3 separate regions of the Homo sapiens genome follow, and regions 1 and 2 are each linked to region 3. The links are chromatin contacts, found by Hi-C or POLR2A ChIA-PET in ENCODE. All regions are on one chromosome and are shown on one strand. The core of a region is the stretch at or near the end of the contact, and the rest is flanking DNA. Distances in the headings are between cores, read along the strand shown. Region 1 overlaps LOC105377657 (a long non-coding RNA gene). Region 2 holds the start of CRACD (capping protein inhibiting regulator of actin dynamics). Region 3 holds the start of TMEM165 (transmembrane protein 165).

Region 1 (3,774 bases), core at 1,106-3,605, 610 kb before region 3:
GAGGAAAACAGTCAACACTCAAACTATGTAGAATCCCATCTCATTCCCATGATGTGATTTGACCCTGTTTGCACCCACAGGCTTGGCTGCAACCCTCCAGGGCATCTTATCACTGTTTTATTGGAGTTGGAACGCGGCTGGAATTGGAGTACAAATTTCCTTCAGCAAGGAAATGCTGGAGAAACAAGAGCAAGTTAACCTCCAAATGGGTTCCAAGGCAACCGCTGTGTTGAAATTTCACTTGGGTTCCCCTGGCTCTTTTTTACCTGCCTCTGCCAAATTGTTGATGCCCTCGCCTGTTGGAAATGGATGACTTTGAACAACGAGGGGCAAGGAGCCTCTCTTTTACTTCAGAACTACTACAGCAAGAATTCAAACTCTTTGTTTTTGAGAAAATAGCTCCTAATGCTGTGTTGATTTTACCGTGTGCTTCAGAAAAAGACCCTTAAGGCTAATTGATATGAACATATAGAGGCAGTCTGAGCTTACCAGAATTTATATTACCTGATGTGTTAAGAATCAGGAAGCTATTTATGCTAGCCTATAGCAGCAACCCTTTGTATTTAGTGTGTTTGTGTGTACACACATACCTGTGTAAATCAAAATGAAAGCTTGCTTTTGTGATCTAGCACAAGTTTTGCCATATCATATATACATTTTTAACTTTTGGAAGGTAGAAGACAATTGATAGGCATTTAACATGAAGAAAACATGCATTTATAGTCAATATTAATAGAATAGATGGTACTAATCTATAACAGTGAAAAATAAAGAAGGTAGAGGAAGGAGGACAAAGACAGAGAGGAGACAGGGGGGAAAGGAGAAGACAGAAAAAAGAAAACCTCAAAACAAGGACTGCTCTGAGAGCCACAACTGAGTTTTATGCTTCTTGCTGTCATCTTTCTCTAACCTTAAAGGGCAGAAAGCAATTGGGAGAACTAACCTGCACTTAGATTTCAGCTTCCATAGGATGTTACATTCTCAGGGTCTATTAAATCGATTGGACTTTGACCTTAGCTTCCACGAAGTCCTTACCTTTTGATTGGGGCTGAGAGGTCTGATTTAACCTCATGGAATTTGTATTTTTTGGAGGAACTCCTGCCTCGTCCGTACATGGTGAAACCCCCAACAGCAGCATTTTTAATTTCCAGATTCTCAGCAGACACAATGCACAGACTGTAGAAAACACCTGCTCATCCGGACCGCTCAGCTCACAGGCTCCTTCCTCAGGGGAGCATCTGATGCTCCAGGCAAGGCAGACCCTCTTCTTATACTCTTGTGACCTCTTAGACTTTTCTTTTGTAGCACTTACTCCAGACTCTAATCATATTTATGTTGTGATTGTTTATGCAATGGTTTTCTTCCTAACTAGGCTCTGAGTTCCATGAGAGTTGCAATGTCTGCATCCCTTACCCTTGTTGATATACTGCACTGTGCCCGGTACCTAAGTAATTGCTCAATAAATATTTGTTAAATGAATGATTATAATAGTATGCATATATGCATATATAGTATGATAATATATATAAATATGTGTAAAACAGTATATATACACATGCTATATTAATAGCACATCATGTAATATTGTATGTCTACACACACATACATTCAGTATTTACTCAGTTTTTCTGTATAAGTACCGCGCGCTAACCGATTGCGCCACTGGAGCTCTAGTATTTACTCAGTTTTTCTGAGGCTTATTTACTCATTGGTGAAGTGAAAGTGAATGTAAGGCTCTTTGCAAACCCCAAAGTGCTAGACCAGTAGGAAAGATCAGAATAGCCTTTCATATTAAACACTATGAAGCCAGGAGCTGTGGCTCCCAACTGCAATCCCAGCACTTTAGGAGGCTGAAGTGGAAGGATCACTTTAGCCCAAGAGTTTGAGACCAGCCAGGGCAACACAGGGAGATACCATCTCTACAAAAAAAAATTTTTTTAATTAGCCAGGCATGTGGTGCTTGCCTGTGGTCAAGTAGCCTCAGCTACTCTGGAGGCTGACGCATGAGGAACACTTGAGCCCAGGAGGTTGAGGCTGCAGTGAGCTGTGATTGTGCCACTGCACTCCAGTCTGGGTGACACAGTGAGACCTTGTCTTCAACGAACAAACAAACAAGCAAAAAACACTATGGTAGAGACCCCAGTAAATGCCTTCCATGCTTATAAAATACATTTAAGTATCTCTCAATCAAGTTTTCAGTATTCTCAAGTCAGTCTTTCATTCTAAATTTAGAGTCATTTCCAAATATAGTGCATTTCCTGTCCCATTCCTTCCCTGAAAGACAGCCGTGTCCAACTAGAAGTGGGCCTGACGCCTCTTATTAGCCCGGTTGCATTTCTGTCTCGCTCTTGGCTGCAGTGTGTGAGCTGATGGGCCCCACGTGACTGTGTTCACGTCCAAGCTTAGTAGAATGAATTTTTCCAGCATGATTTGCAAGTCACGCTATCACATGCCTCCTGAGTCCAGCTGTGCCGCAGCTGCCGCCTCCCCTGCATCCGCTCATCTTGCACTTGGATCAAAAGCACGAGCACATTTGCCTGAACCGATCTGGTCTCGGCCCAGCTGTTTGTTCCCCATTGTCATCAGGATGTTTACAGACCTGCTGTTCTTGCTGTACTTGTTTCATGATCACACTTGGGTCTGCAGAGCATTTTAACACATGGCTGTGGCCGAAGCTGGCAATTTGACTAGCTTTTCTTGGTCACTGAGACTTCTCTAAGGCATTTCCTTCAAACCTTCCTAACTATGTGTATGCTTGCACATTTCCACAGAGGCAACAAGAAAAGGAACCAGGGCTATAAATCCTGTTAAAGATGGGCCATGAGTGTCCTTCTGGCCTACTAATTTTATCACGATTAGTTTCTAACTGGACAAGAGAGCACTTCCAGTCTGAGACAAAGCCAGATTAAAGGAAGAAATCTATTCTTCTTACTCTAATTTGGTAAGTTGGGAAAATATAGTTTACCTTCTTAGGAAGTTGTCTTGACTGCTCCTAAAGTGTGCTGATACCTGTCACATGACAGCAGGTATTTTCTTGGCAAGAATTGTGCTGGAATAGCAGTTGGCAGTGATTGTGGTGAGGGCGTGGAAAGGTGTCTAGTGGGTCCAAGTGAGGTTCTAGGTCTAGCTGACCCCTAACTATGAGAAGAACATGAGTGAGTCATTCATTCTCTCTGGGATTCAATGTCCTCCCATTAATAACAGGCACCACTTATTATCATATTAAAACCTGTACTTAAAAATCTGTTTTCTAGACTCACCCCAAAGATCCTGATTCAGTAGGCTGAGGAGGTGCCTGAATGTCCCTATATTTTGATGTATCACAGTGCATGGTCAGCAATTCACTGTCTCCCCTGCAACTACAGTGAGCCATCTGACCTAGGATATTTTATACTTTTAATCAAATGCTCTTTCATGATAAATAACATGGCTCTGATTTCCCAATAGCTCAAGCGTTAAGAGAAAGACAGTTCTGCAATGCAAAGCATCCTAGGCTCATCTCTGTGGGCTGAGGCCACAGAGCTGCACTGTCTACTACAGTGGCCATGACCACATGTGGCAACTGAGTACTAGAAATATAGGTGTCTCGAACTGGGATGTGTTGTTAGTATAAAATATGCAACAGTTTCCAAAGGTTTAGTATGAAAAAAGGACTGTGAAAATACTTAATAATTTTTATGTTGATTACATGCTGAAATGATATTTTTAAATATATGACAGGTTAAATAATATATAGTACTGAAGTTAATTTGATTTGTTTTTTAATAGTTTTAT
Region 2 (3,813 bases), core at 546-3,045, 650 kb after region 3:
TGTAGTTGGCAAGACTATAATATATATCAAGAACAAGATCTCAGCTATATGTTCTGCATAGATTTGATTTTTGGCTTCTGGGAACTTCTTTTTTTTTTTTTTTTTGAGATGGAGTTTCTCTCTTGTTGTCCAGGCTGGAGTGCAATGGCGCAATCTCAGCTCACTGCAACCTCCGCGTCCCGGGTTCAAGCGATTCTCCTGCCTCAGCTTCCCGAGTAGCTGGGATTACAGGGATGCGCCACTACGCCTGGCTAATTTTTGTATTTTTAGTAGAGACGGGGTTTCGCCAAGTTGGCCAGGCTGTTCTTGAACTCCCGATCTCAGGTGATCCGCCTGCCTCGGCCTCCCAAAGTGCTGGGATTACAGGCATGAGCCACCGCGCCCGGCCGGCTTCTGGGAACTTCTAACGCTACTAAACTCAAATCAAAAGAAATTTGCTCAACCCTTTCTAAAACTCTGCATTATTCTAATTTGGAATAAAGCAGACATAGTTTAGGATATGTGCACACTGAACTAAGTATCTATATTCACGAAAATACAAAGCCATATATTATACTGATATTTAACTTAAATGTTTATCTAGAATAAACCAGTTGGATAAGGTAACATGCACTAGATTCTCCCAGTCTCAAGGTTGCTCCTTTAAGTCATGCAGTGAAATTACTAGTCCTTGGCCAATAAGGTGAAACCTCGTCTCTACTAAAAATAAAAACAAAAATTAGCTGGGTGTGGTGGCGGGCGCCTGTAATCCCAGCTACTCAGAGGGAGACTGTGGCAAGAAAATCGCCTGAACCCGGGAGTTGGAGGTTGCAGTGAGCTGAGATCGCGCCACTGCACTCCAGCCTGGGCAACAAGAAACTCCGTCTCAAAAAAAAAAAAAAAAAAAAAAGAAAAGAAATTACTAGTCCTATTTTTGGCATTTGGGACATCTGGCTCAATACTGGGTATAATTTAGGGCTATCTTTCGTATTTTGCATCTTTTGTCTAGTCATTTTGCTTTAAAATTTCCTGTTTAATAATGATATTCAATTATTTTTAGCATCCTTGCATACATAGTAAACTAAAAAGATCACCAGAAACTGATTTCCAGTAGTTGCACTGGCATAGTCACAACAAAAAGTATGAAGGAAAAGTCTTGTTTTCTTCGTTAGCCCACAAAAGGAGAAGTCATTTTCCTTAAAGCATCAAAATCAATATTTAATTTCATTATGGCTGGGGACAATAATGCACATTGTCAATGTCACTCCGTTCGGATGTACAGGGACTCAGCAATGCAATTTCTAGCCTTTCTATTTCTAGGTGGCATTTTCCAACTTACTCAACTCTCAGGAGTCCCAGTGCCATTTATTGTGGTTGGGACTCTGCAGGGCGAAACTTCTCCTGGGCTCCCGGTATCTCCTATTAGAGAGACTGCTGCGGGTAACAGGGACCGAATTTGCAACCTGTGGGGTGGTGACTGATGGTCCAATGTTCTCGCCACACGCAGGATGAGCCTCGCTGTGAGCCCACCACTGTAACCTCAGACCCCACGAGTTCAGCACTCCCTCGAGTCAGGCTTTGCAGAAGCCGGGAGGGCACTGGTCAACCCCACGCCCCTCCTTGGGGCCCGCTCCTGGTTTCTGGGCACCCCTGGGGAGGGGAGCCATCTGGTGTGCGCCACTCCCGGAGGGCGCGAGAAGGAAGCCGGCGCCTCACGCTCAGCTGTCCCTGGGCGAAGCCGGGCGGGGCGGCGGCGCGGGTCCGAGCGCCCGAGGCGCCGGCGGAGCATGTGACCACGCCGCGCGGGGCCGGGCGCGCAGTGCCGCGCGGTGGCGGCAGTGGGGAGAGCAATGGAGGCCACGGCCGACTGAGAGGCGGGTGCGCTGCTGGTGCTGCTGCCGCGGCGGCTGCTGATGCGGAGGCTGCCGCGCGCAGTGCCGCCGAGTCCGCCGCCCGCCCGGGACCGCCGGTCGCCGGCCAGCCGCTCTGCCAGCCGGAGCGCCAGGCGGGGACCTCAGGTGAGCGCCTGCTCGGCCCGCGGCCGGAGCCAGACAATGGGGACAGGGGCGGGCTTCTCTCCTCCACTCGCGCCCCTCCGGGCCGGGCCCCCGCAGCGCCCCGGGACTCCAGGGGACCTGGCCCCGGGGGCGTGGGCTCGGCGCGGCGGGCGGTGGGCTTCGGGGCGGTGTCCCCATGTGGGAGGCGCGGACCCTCCCGGAGGAACCTGCGCGCGGCTTGCGCGCTTTGGATCCCCGCAGGGGAACCTGCCGCCGGGCTGCACCCCGGGAACTTGCGGAGAATATGGGACCTCGCCTGCCTTCTCCTCTTCCCGCGCCTCGCCATCCTGTCCCCAGGTCCCTGGCTCGGTCCCGACCGCGGCAAGGGCCAGAACCAGACCTCACCGTCCGGGATCGCGGACGCCGTCCGGGCTCAGCCCTCTCCCCACCGCCCCCGGAGCTGCATTGCTTTGTTTAACCTCTGCCAGACCGTTTCGCACAAACTCTTGTTGCCCCAATTCTGATGAGCCACCAGTTTGATAGCTGAGGCAAGACAAAGGTTTCCCCTGTTTACCAAGGGCCGGGGCCAGGAGACTGCGCGCTGCCCGTGGTGTAAAATCTGTTTTCTTTATCTTCGCCCGGGGCTTGTTGCGATGGTTTTCCTGGCACTATAACCGTCCTTTCTTGCAGAGCTCTGTAGTGGCGAGATTGGACCTCCTAACCCTACGGATACGGTGGGTGGGGTATGGCTTTTTTTTTTTCATGATTATCAGTAAACAGAAGCCGACTTTGAATTTTATAATATGTGTTCTTGAGTTAGAGACATCGTAATCATTTTCTGAATTCTGAATTTTAAGAGAATATATATTTCAAGACACATTGATTCAGTGGAGGGGGAGGGGGAAGAAAACCTAGTAAGTACGACCATGTGTTGTGAAATTTTAATATGGTTTTAGGAATAATGGCTGGGAAACTGATCTGGTGTAGGTGAGGGAGTGTGTGTGTGTGTGTGTGTGTGTGTGTGTGTGTGTGTGTGTATTGGGGGTGGTAAGTGGTGGTGGTGGAGAGGGAGTGGTTAGAATACAAAGGATAAGGCAGTTTTAGAAAAAGATTCTTAGTAAATATCCTGTGGCAAATTTTTGATTCATTAAGTTGTGAGTTAAATCAATGTTTCCTTTAAAAATCACCTATAGTAATTGTGGAATTATATAAAAAATGGCTCACAGTTCTTTGGCATTGTTTGTGACTCAGGAATCTGAATAAAACAGTCAGTTTTGAGTAATTTTTAAAAAGTCAACAAAGAGAAGACTCCTTCACTACTGTCTCCTTTATCCTTTGGGAAAAGGGAATCCTTGTTCAGTATATTCAAGAGAAAATTGCCTATATGAAAAAAAATTTCAAAGGCAGCTTTGAAAAAGAAACATTTTGAAAAATATAATATGGTTGCATTACAGATCACTTCAACTCAGAAGTGGGCAGGGAAAAAATCATGTTACTGGATCGCCCTTTCCACTGTTGATTATTTAAAATGCATTGTATTCAAAAGCTTAATTTTACAGTCATCTCTAACACATTGAGAAACTTTCACTCTAAAGACTTAGCAGTACTTACCGACCACTGAATTTGGAGGAGGAAGCTAACACCAACTTGACAATAGGCAATTGGTGTGAGAAACAAAAGCTAGCTCTTGGTAATAGTTCATAGTTCTTCATAAACTACAAAGCACTATAATAAATGTAAGTTATTATTATCGCTAGATGAGGAAGCTGTGTTTTACAGTTTTTCTCTTACCCAATTTCAGACCAATTAATTGGCATTAATTTGAAATTCTCCAGGG
Region 3 (3,807 bases), core at 158-2,657:
AGGGGAATTACGGACAGAATAACATGGACGGAGGCCGGCCGCGGTGGCTCACACCTGTAATCCCAGCACTTTGAGAGGACGAGGCCGGCAGATCACCTGAGGTCTGGAGTTCGAGACCAGCCTGACCAACATGGAGAAACCCCATCTCTACTAAAATTACAAAGTTAGCCGCGTATGGTGGAGCATGCCTGTAATCCCAGCTACTCGGGAAGCTGAGGCAGGAGAATCTCTTGTACCCGGGAGGAGGAGGTTGCAGTGGGCCGAGATCTCACCATTGCACTCCATCCTGAGCAACAAGCGCGAAACTCCGTCTCAAAAACAAAAACAAAGAAAACAACAAAACAAAAAAACAGACGGAAATTTTATTATCCTGTGACAAACACTGTATCTTTGGTGAACTCAAAGTAGGTTTGCCCACTTTCCCACAGATTGTTTTGGTGGATTAATTTTTTGTTTCAGTTAGTGATAAACTTCCTTAGCTCTTTACTGAGTACAGGTTTACTGTATGTAAATATGTATAATATTAGATTAGTGCCTGGCACATGGTTAGCACTATCGATTTTTATTAGGGACTAGGTCTCAAACTTATGGTAATTAAGTAGCTCACTTTTTCTTTTGGGAAGACGTAAAAATATTCTCAAGCCTAACTCAAGACCATCCTTTCCTGTCTTCTAGTCTTGCCCACTCAAAGCTCCATCCTGCAAAAGTCTTAAACAGTCCATTTCAAAAGCCCAGCATTTTTAAAGGGTCTAAGGAATAGCACAAAACAAGATGCACCCAAAACGTCAAGGCCATACTGGACAAGGGCAACGTTAGCCATTTTTGGTCTGGGGTAATTATAGGCAGTATCTTAAAACAAGGCTTGAAAAATGTCATGTTATTTCCAAATCCCATTTCAGAACTTTAAAAAAAAAATAGCATTTTGAGCTCCTAAGAACGTTTTTGGCGGTAGGTGGCCACATGGAGGGTGGCACAGAGGCTCGGCGGGGGAGAGCGGAACAGAGCTGGGCGTGGCAGTGCCTGCGAGTCAGCGCCACGTAACCAGAGGCGCTCGCACTAATTTGACCTCTAAGAGAGACTAAGCGCAGGGAACAGCGGGTGCGGACATTACGGCGGAAGGCTCTGGAGGAAGCAGAAGTGAAGGACCTCGCAGTCCTGGGACGGTGGGGCACAGAGAGAGAAAGGGAGCCCCGGGCGCGGCGCGGTGAGGATGCGAGCAGAGGAAGGACACGCGGCGCCGGGTACCTGCCGGGAGCGCCGGATCCAATGGGAGGAGGGCCCGCGCCGCACCTCAACCTGGCAGAGGACGTCACGACGCCAAGGCGGTCGCCGGGCCAATGGGAGGCCGTCGCGGGCAGGGACGGGGCCGGGAGGAGTCGGGGCTGGGCCGCGCCGAGGCAGCTGGCTGACTCCAGTTTAGCCGCCGCCGGAGAGGACGGGCGCCGAGCCGGGGCTGCGGACTTCGGCCTGCCCCTCACCTCACTCCCGCTGCTTGCACCTCCCGGATGGTGCTGACTGCTCCCTAAGCGGCGGCGGCGGCGAGTCGTGAGGACGCGCCGCGGAGGCTGTTCGGGGTCGAGGCTTCCCGTCGCCGGCACTTCCTCTTGCGGCGCCCGTGCGCGGCCGGCCCGGCAGGCGGGATGGCGGCCGCGGCTCCAGGGAACGGCCGCGCATCGGCGCCCCGGCTGCTTCTGCTCTTTCTGGTTCCGCTGCTGTGGGCCCCGGCTGCGGTCCGGGCCGGCCCAGATGAAGACCTTAGCCACCGGAACAAAGAACCGCCGGCGCCGGCCCAGCAGCTGCAGCCGCAGCCTGTGGCTGTGCAGGGCCCCGAGCCGGCCCGGGTCGAGGTGAGCGGGCCGGGATGGGGCGAGCGAGGCTGCAGGGCCGGCTGCGCCGAGTACCAGGCTCCAGGCCTTTGAAAGCGCCGCACTCCGCCGGCCTCGGCTGGGGGAGGGGAGCCCGGCCCCTGCTCCCGGGGTGGAGGGCGGTCGGCTGCGCTGTTTTCCGGTGAGGCCTGGTCTTGCCCGCTCCTTTAGGGAAAGGGAGAGGGAGAGTCCAAGAGGAGCCCGCTATAAACGTTGATCTCCGGAGGGCCAAGATGCTGCTCCGGGATGGGCGTTTTATTGATCAGATGTGTCTTAGAGTAGCTAGAAAGACTCATCCCTACCAAAAAGTTTTTAACAGAAGGCTGCTAGGAGGCTTTTTGTATTCCCTGAGGATCATCACATCGGCCATTTCATTGTTGAAATAGCTTATGCCAAACTGCTTACCCAAATTCAACTTGGCACTGCCTGTGCTTTTTGCCAAATATGGATTATGAACCATGACTCTCACTTTTTAAAAATGTGCTTTGGCTAGCAGGAAGTAGCCTTTAGGAACGCAGAGGAATTAGTCTCCGGCAGTACAGCGTGCTGCAGCGATGTGGGATGCCAAAACTACATTTATAAGTAAAACAGAATCCTGTATTTTGTCCTTCCCTGAATAGATACTAGAAATCAACTTTTTAATCTGTTAATAGAATTAGTCCTTAGTCACTTGGCAGCGTTTTAACATTTCTCCCTTCTCCCAGTCGTGGGCTTTGTCGTCATTTCCAGTATCTGCTCCCTGAATCCCGGCCAGTGTGGCACTCAAACCCCCACTCCCACCCAGGCCACATCCAGCCCATCTCCACGTAACTAATCTTCCCGAACATTGAATTCTGCCATCTTGTCAGAAGTCGTCGGTGAGTTGCCTCCACTAATTTCAGTCCAGCCTTTTTAGGAGAGTGATGTTCAGGTTTCTTCTGATCTGGCTCCAGCTCACCTCCAGGCTTTTTAGCCACCGCTTTCTTGCTCATATGCTAAAGGGATATGCTCATCTGCAAAAAAGAATGTGCTTCAAGAGCCCTTTGGGACAGGCTTTGTGCTCTCTTGCCAGTTCCTCCCTAACACAAGACCTTTTCAAAGAAAAAAAAAAAAAGACCTGGAGTTTGAAGCCACGGATCAACTCTTCCCACCTTGGAGAACCAGCAGATACCTACTCTCTGTGAAGACTTCCCTAAAATTTCTTGGTTAAGGGTGATTTATCTGACCCTTTCCTTTCCTTTCCTTTCCTCTCCTTTCTCCTTTTTCCTTTCCTCTCCTTTCTCCTTTTTCCTTTCCATTCCTTTCATTTCTCCTTTCCTTTCCTTTTTCCTTTCCTTTCTCCCTTCCTTTCCTTTTTCCTTTTTCTTTGTTGAGACAGGGTCTCGCTCTGTCGCCCAGGCTGGAGTGCAGTGGCCCCGTCTTGGCTCACTGCAACCTCTAATTGATCCTCCCACCTCAGCCTCCTGAGTGGCTGGGACTGCATGCGTGTGCTGACACGCCCGGCTAATTTTTGTTTATTTTTTTTTTTTTTGAGAGAGGAGGTCTCACTATGTTGCCGAGTCTAGTCTCAAACTCCTGGGCTCAAGCGCTTCTCCGGCCTTGGCCTCCCAAGTGCTGGTGAGCTCTCACACCGGTGCATTGTTTTCGTGTTTCATGTTTTCGTTACATGTTACTTTCTTAGGCTTTTCCAATTTTCTGTTGTTTTTCTGTGTAAGACCGTAGGATAGAACTTTCTGAGAGACTGATCTTGGTTTCACTAAGCAAGAACATTTGTAAGAATCAGTGCTGTCCCAGATGTAGTAATCGCTATTGAGAAATAATGAAGTTCCCCTTACTGGAAGTACTCAGGAAGAAGTTGAATAACTAACTGCCTATGAGGAGATTCTGATATGGGAGGGAATCTGGGAGATAAAGTTACTGGGAAGTGAAGATTCTGGGAGCCGATTTAATCCTCACAACAGCA

The links. Hi-C counts contacts between places; a loop is a spot of excess contacts on that map. ChIA-PET counts read pairs that join two places held with the same protein, here RNA polymerase II (POLR2A). Pooled maps may share reads with other maps.
Region 1: a map of ascending aorta shows a loop between it and region 3 (19-fold over the local background). The contact joins the enhancer-like site here to the promoter of TMEM165 in region 3. A Hi-C loop is called at or near these places in 2 of 168 maps with a recorded cell type or tissue (ascending aorta and heart left ventricle) and 6 of 50 pooled maps. POLR2A ChIA-PET finds 5 or more read pairs at or near these places in 1 of 52 experiments (activated T-cell).
Region 2: a map of OCI-LY7 shows a loop between it and region 3 (2.8-fold over the local background). The contact joins the promoter of CRACD here to the promoter of TMEM165 in region 3. A Hi-C loop is called at or near these places in 2 of 168 maps with a recorded cell type or tissue (OCI-LY7 and naive thymus-derived CD4-positive, alpha-beta T cell) and 6 of 50 pooled maps.

The regions. Positions count from the first base shown.
Region 1 is chr4:54,781,901-54,785,674 of GRCh38, forward strand. All of the region lies in intron 2 of LOC105377657 (a long non-coding RNA gene), which reads left to right. Among named protein-coding and RNA genes, the nearest start is that of LINC02358, 62 kb to the right of the region's middle. Within about 2 kb of position 2,356, at least 12 of the 41 ENCODE cell types and tissues checked have a DNase peak (open chromatin) inside an H3K27ac peak, as active enhancers do; they include ascending aorta and heart left ventricle, where a contact is called at or near this core.
Region 2 is chr4:56,047,303-56,051,115 of GRCh38, forward strand. It overlaps CRACD (capping protein inhibiting regulator of actin dynamics), which reads left to right and starts at 1,796. Exons shown (of 11, transcript NM_001393381.1): 1 at 1,796-1,997. RefSeq lists a silencer at 1,522-2,161 and an enhancer at 1,692-2,367.
Region 3 is chr4:55,394,550-55,398,356 of GRCh38, forward strand. TMEM165 (transmembrane protein 165) reads left to right here and starts at 1,408. Exons shown (of 6, transcript NM_018475.5): 1 at 1,408-1,847. The coding sequence starts at 1,641. RefSeq lists silencers at 1,214-1,413, 1,614-2,083 and an enhancer at 3,584-3,633.